Linked DNA regions of Homo sapiens: region 2 is linked to region 1. Evidence: read pairs that join two places in POLR2A ChIA-PET (ENCODE). Cell type or tissue: HepG2. All regions are shown on one strand. Each heading gives the region's core, and the rest is flanking DNA. Links, peaks and the distances in the headings are about the cores only. Region 1 overlaps ATG13 (autophagy related 13). Region 2 overlaps CKAP5 (cytoskeleton associated protein 5).

What was found. Peaks named below come from ENCODE experiments on the same cell type or tissue, not always from the same donor. Only the 100,000 strongest peaks of a DNase experiment are listed, where the experiment ranks them.
Region 2: POLR2A ChIA-PET joins it to region 1 with 14 read pairs; 3 of 35 experiments call an interaction of 5 or more read pairs at or near these places.

What each region holds. Positions count from the first base shown.
Region 1 is chr11:46,674,147-46,677,052 of GRCh38, reverse strand. It overlaps ATG13 (autophagy related 13), which reads right to left. Exons shown (of 19, transcript NM_001346311.2): 19 at 2,535-2,906. Among named protein-coding and RNA genes, the nearest start is that of ARHGAP1, 25 kb to the left of the region's middle. In HepG2, for the core only: no CTCF peak of the experiment used is centred there; DNase peaks (open chromatin) are centred at 1,542 and 1,902.
Region 2 is chr11:46,741,631-46,744,536 of GRCh38, reverse strand. CKAP5 (cytoskeleton associated protein 5) reads left to right here. Exons shown (of 44, transcript NM_001008938.4): 43 at 1-111; 44 at 272-1,489. The coding sequence ends at 514. Among named protein-coding and RNA genes, the nearest start is that of MIR5582, 10 kb to the left of the region's middle. In HepG2, for the core only: no CTCF peak of the experiment used is centred there; no DNase peak of the experiment used is centred there.

The DNA.
Region 1 (2,906 bases), core at 1-2,500:
GTTGGGTGTGGAAGTTGGAAACTGGATGGGAAGTGTGGTGCGGTGGAGGAAGAGGAACAGATGGGGCCTCAGGAAGTCCCCTCCCCAGTCCGTCTGCCGCTTCCTCATCTTGTGCACTCGAGTGGTGATGAGGGCAGCTTCCTGACCAGCTTCTAGGCATGGAGGTGTCCACGGCCACCTTCCCGTTGTTTGTACCCCCAGCATTCCAGCAGGCCACCATGTGCTGCATCCTATGACCAGGGCCTCTCCTGTTTCCCAACTGGAAGGTACCGGAAGTTTGAAGGGATCTTAGATTTATCTAAGGCAAGCAGGGGGAAGAAAAGTGGTGTGGACTGTGATGGACAATGGTGTGGGATCTGGAGTCACACGAGAGTTTGAGTCCTCGTTCCCTCACGTGCCAGCTCTCACCGCTAACAGTCATCATCACTGGCTCACCACCCCTGTGGCTGCTGCTTCATCAGAAGACGGTTCCTTTGAGGATCAGAAATAATGCAGACACCCCAGGCACGTGGCTCACACCTGTAATCCCACCACTTTGGGAGGCAGAGACAGGAGGATTGCTTGAGCCCAGGAGTTCGAGACCAGCCTGGACATAGTTAGATCTCACATAGTAAGATCCTGTCTACCAAAAATAAAATAAAAAAAAATATTAGCCGAGCATGATGGCACATGCCTGTGGTTCCAGCTACTGAGGCGGCTGAGGTGGGAGGATTGCTTGAGCCCTGGAGGTCAAGGTTGCAGTGAGCCGTGACTGCACCACTGCACTCCAGCCTGGGTGACAGAACAAGACCCCACCTCAAAAAAAAAAAAAAAAAAATGTAGACCGTATCTAACACCGCGAGTGTGCAGTGGTCATGGGTGAATGGTGTGATAGCCCCAGCCTCATGCAACAGCAGCTGGGAGAGGGTCCCTCAGCCCGAGTCCTCCCTTCCTGCCCACCCCTCAGCCTGAGGCCAGGCCATTTCCACCTGCCAGGCCCACACGGAGGCTGTGACAGATCCAGTTCTCCTATCCTCTCTTAAGCAAGTTTTGCTTTGCTTTAAAAGTTAAGATGATTATTTACCGCATTTTTTTTTGACAGGTTTGTTGGTGAGAAGGTAGGCCAGAATTTCACCTCCCATAGTGGTCAGGTTCCAGGTGTCTGCTGCTTGCTTGCTAATGGCAATCAGGAGGCTATAGCGGCCCCAGTTGGGCCTGGTTTTTCTCCTCCTTGCTTGTCCGGGCTGGGGGAGCAGGGCCAGAGCTGCAGGATCAGGCTGTGGTTACAGATGGTGATTACAAACATTGGGCCTCAGCCCCAAGAAGCAAGTCCCATTCCACAATGGTGGCCTTCCTCCAGGCACTGGGGGCCTCCTCTCTCTCTGGATCTGCTCAGCTAGAGCTGAGTGGCTGGAATAGAGAGGCAGTGACCCAGGGAAACAGGAGCGAGGAAACTGTTTACTTGGGTTGGGCTCCTGGCAGGGCCTCTGCTGAGTGACTCAAATGCCAATTTACCAAGGCCTTAACAACGATGGCCTCCAGGGGTAGAGTGTAGGGAGATGCTTTAAAGAGGTAGGACACCATTGCTGGGCATGGGGCAACTGAAAACTTTGTTATTGGGGGTTCCTGATTGAAGGGGGAACACCAGAACAGCCTTTTCGTCACTTCTGACTCAGGTATTGGGCAACTGTCCTGGCTGGCCACATGATCAGTGTCACCTGGTTTACTAATAATCAGGAGCTCCTGGCTCCAGGAATAGGCTGGATTTGGACTTTTCTAACCAGCCCTTTTAATCCTGGGCCTAGCTTCAGCCTGAAGGCGGGTGGGGAAGCAACCCAGACAGCAGCTGTCCAGTTCTGTCAGTTCTCTTTTGCCTCTAGAACCATCCCTACCTCCGGGATGTTGTCTCCACCAATCAGCTCCCTCCCCTAACTATGGTCACAAACTAGGAGAATTAGGAGGCGGGGCTGGCCCTGGCCGGGTTGAGAGGCCTGCAGCCCCAGGCCCCAGGAGCCAGACAGGACGCATACCCCGGGGCTCTTCTACTCTTCCTGGCTGCTCAAGCACCGCCAGTCAGATCAAGGCAGCTAACAAACTTGCATGGACCTTTAACTTCCTGCTACTTCTCTTCTGCTTGCTCAGCCACAAATCCCCCAGATGGCTTGGGGAGCCCTGCACTCCCTGCCTTGCACTGTTGTTTTTCCCTCCAGGGTGAGTTGTTATGTAAGAGCAATAAAGAGCTGATAACGGTGGCCTGCATTTTATGGAGATTTTACTATGGGTGTATTTTAAATGCATTCTCCAACTGAATATTCAAATTCAAGCCCCTGATAGGGGACCAGGGAAAGAGAAATACTAAGAAGTTTCCTGACCCAGGAAACCCCAGGGTATACAGCCCCTAAGAGGCCACACCCGACTCAAAACAGGCTTGCCCAGACACTTGAGGTCTTTCTGCGCTTCACAACGCACCACTCTCCCCTTTCCCAGACCTGCACTGGGGCAGGGGTGGGGAAGGGGTTACGAGGTCTTCAGACAACCTACAGGACAGGAGGCTGTAAAGTACAGAAAAAAATTTATTGGAAATCCCTTGAATACATTTTGAAGTGTAGCTCGGTATTTCCAAACAAAGTAGGTTGGAGAGGTTGGAGGAGGAGGAGGGACTCTGACACCTGGAGACAAACAGCTGGTCCCAGCCTGTCCCGGGGGTGCTGCAGGAGTCAGTCTAGGGCTCATTCCTTTCATGGCAGGTCTGAGGGGCAAGGGCTGGCCTTAACAGTTGCTTTACTTCTCCCAAGCTCAGCTCAAAGTCATGGCTGAGACTCTTCACAGATGGAGCCCTGGTGAAAGGCTGCTGCCACCTGTAGATGCCAAAGATTGCTGCCTCAGACAATGGCTAGGCCTTTCCATGCAAGGCCTTGGAAAGAGAG
Region 2 (2,906 bases), core at 171-2,670, 67 kb before region 1:
ACAAGCACAGTGTCCTCCATAGGTAACACAAATGGGGAAGAAGTGGGGCCATCTGTCTACTTGGAAAGGCTAAAGATCCTCCGACAGCGATGTGGTCTGGACAACACAAAGGTACTGCTCCTTTTCTTCTGTGCAGTTCAGGGAGGGTAGTCACAAGCAGGTCCGAGGCAGGCTGGCCCACAGAGAAGTGGCTTAGTCTTGCTGTAGTTCTGGAGCTGCATCTTGACCTGCTTGACCTGACCTTAGACAATCTCTCTCCTTCTCTCAATAGCAAGATGACCGACCTCCTTTGACCTCTTTGCTCTCCAAACCAGCAGTTCCTACTGTCGCCTCTTCCACAGACATGCTCCACAGCAAACTCTCTCAGCTCCGGGAGTCACGGGAGCAGCACCAGCATTCAGACCTGGATTCTAACCAGACTCACTCTTCAGGAACTGTGACCTCCTCCTCCTCCACAGCTAACATAGACGACTTGAAAAAAAGACTGGAGAGAATAAAGAGCAGTCGCAAATGAAGCTGCCCCACTCCCCCGGCACCCTGCAGCTTTAGTTTACTAAACTAGAAGTCCTCATAGTTTAAAATGGCCTCAGCAGGCCTAGTGTATACAAACTGGTTGTATGTATCATGCCGTGGAGCTAGGGGGAGGAGTCATTGTGGCACAAGTATTTGTACATACTCTGCTTCTCTCTGTCAGCGTCCTGCTGCTCTAGAAGACTGTCCGTGGATGAGTTTAGTGTACAGACTTGTAAACAGCTGCCCCCTCTCTGCTCAGTCTAGTTCCCAGATCCTTTTCTTTTCTTTTTAATTGCTCATTTGTAAAATTGTCCTAATCTTTCCTAGCTTTTTAATAGTTAATATTAGAAACTCTTTAATAGTTTTCCTTTCAGTTTGTGAGCTCTTCTCTGTCGCCCTGAAGGGTCACTGTATTCTGTATGAATGCATGGCATGATACAACTAATTTAAGAGTCTTTTATAAATAAAGTTTGCATTAACTATACCTGACTCCCAAGATGCTCCATATCATGGAGTGTTGGGCAGCAATTTTTTAACTTTTGGTACCAGCTGGGTATTCAGCCAGTTAGAGAAAGGTTAATTACTGCTTACAGAGCTTCCCTTTTTCTTGGCTCACAGACTTGGAGCTGTCTTTTATTCCTTTGGAATGGAAGGAACTCTCCTTCCCTGCTCTCCACAAACAGCTCCTAGGGAGCAGAAAAATCTCATCCTTCCTTGTTTTGAGATTTTGGTCATGATTTCCCTCCAATTATCACCAGTCGTTTCAAGAAGCTCTTGGGCATCCTACCACTTTGCTGACCAAAGGCACACAAGATTGCGCCCAGAGATTGGCTGGGCTTCAGTGGTTCTCACACTACAACTAGATTTGTGTTCATTTGACTAATGGAGTTTGGGAAATCTTAGTGGTTTGCTGCTTGGTTGTATGAGTCTCTTTTGGTCCAGGCTAACAGTTGCTTCACATTCAGTCAGAGTAAGGATGAGAAAGTGAGCTGAGTATTCACCTCTGGAATAAATTCCACAGGACCTCCCTCCACAGTCAGAAAAACTCTTCAGGATGAAAAGGTTCTGGATTCAGGAGGAGATTTTGGGCAGTTATAAAGTTCAAAGGAACTTTCCTATTGTAGCCCACCTTCAATTCAATTGATGTCCAAGAAATGAAAGATTGATGGAAGATTAATCCTGTAAAGGTTCCAGTCATCGTTTTCAGGTGGCCCCGGAGCCTCCTGAAATTAAACTTGTCTCTCCTTTATAGTGGGAACATGGGAGTGGGTATTTGTTCACTGAAGGGATGATGGAGGCGTTTGCTGCTATAGTGGAAAGACATATTTAGAAAGAATGGCTACAAAGGCTGGGCCTGGTGGCTCACTCATACAACCGTAGCATTTTGGGAGGCTAAGGTGGGTGAATCACTTGAGCCCAGGAGTTCAAGACCAACATGGGCAACATGGCTCTACCAAAAAAATACAAAAATTAGCTGGGTATAGTGGCTCAAGCCTGTAGTCCCAGCTACTTGGGAGGCTGAGGTGGGAGGATCACCTGAGCCCAGGAGGTCAAGGCTGCAGTGAGCCGTGATCACTCCACTACACTCCAGCCTGGGCAACAGAGCAAGACCTTGTCTCAAAAAAGAGGAGGGAAACAAAAGAAGAGGAAAAAAAAGAGTGGCTGTACTCCTGTCTGGAATTAGCACAGCTGACTGGAAAAACCCAAGTCCCTAGAGCTTACAACACTGACCGCTATGTCGGAAGAAAACAGACTTATGAGAATGTGTGTTCTTGTTTAAAAAGCAGGTCCTGCATGTCACAAGTAATTCTGAATCCCTTCCCCCTTGATCGAGTTGATGCCCTGGGCTGCCAAATCCTGCAAGCTCACTGCCTTTCAGTCAACCAGAACCAAAGAATGAGGCCAAGGAACTCTGTCCTGTTTGTTTTCTGATGTGTTGAAAAATGAGAAAAAAAAAAAAAAACGTTATGAGGAGGGTGCTAAAGATCCCTATCTCAGGTCCCTTCCCGTGGAAAACCACGTTAGAAGATCCTAGGCCAGGTACTGTAGCCACAGGGTTTCCCTGCTCCACTCCACTATCCTGTGCCTGAGGCAGACGTTGATCTTCATTCTTTCCCTGAGCTCATGGATGAGACTTCTCAAGACGGAGCCATGCTCCATCCCACACCTGTGACCTCTGCCAACAGTAACCGTGAAGAATGTGCTCTGAAAGGGTATCTTTGAAGTTCTATGATTCTTTTTTTTGCAAGGGACTCTTGCTGTGTCGCTCAGGCTGGATGGCATGCAGTGGCATGCCTCTCTCCTCACTACAACCTCTGCCTCCTGAGTTCAGCCAATTCTCCTGCCTCAGCCTCCCAAGCAGCTGAGAAGCTGGGATTACAGGTGCCCACCAC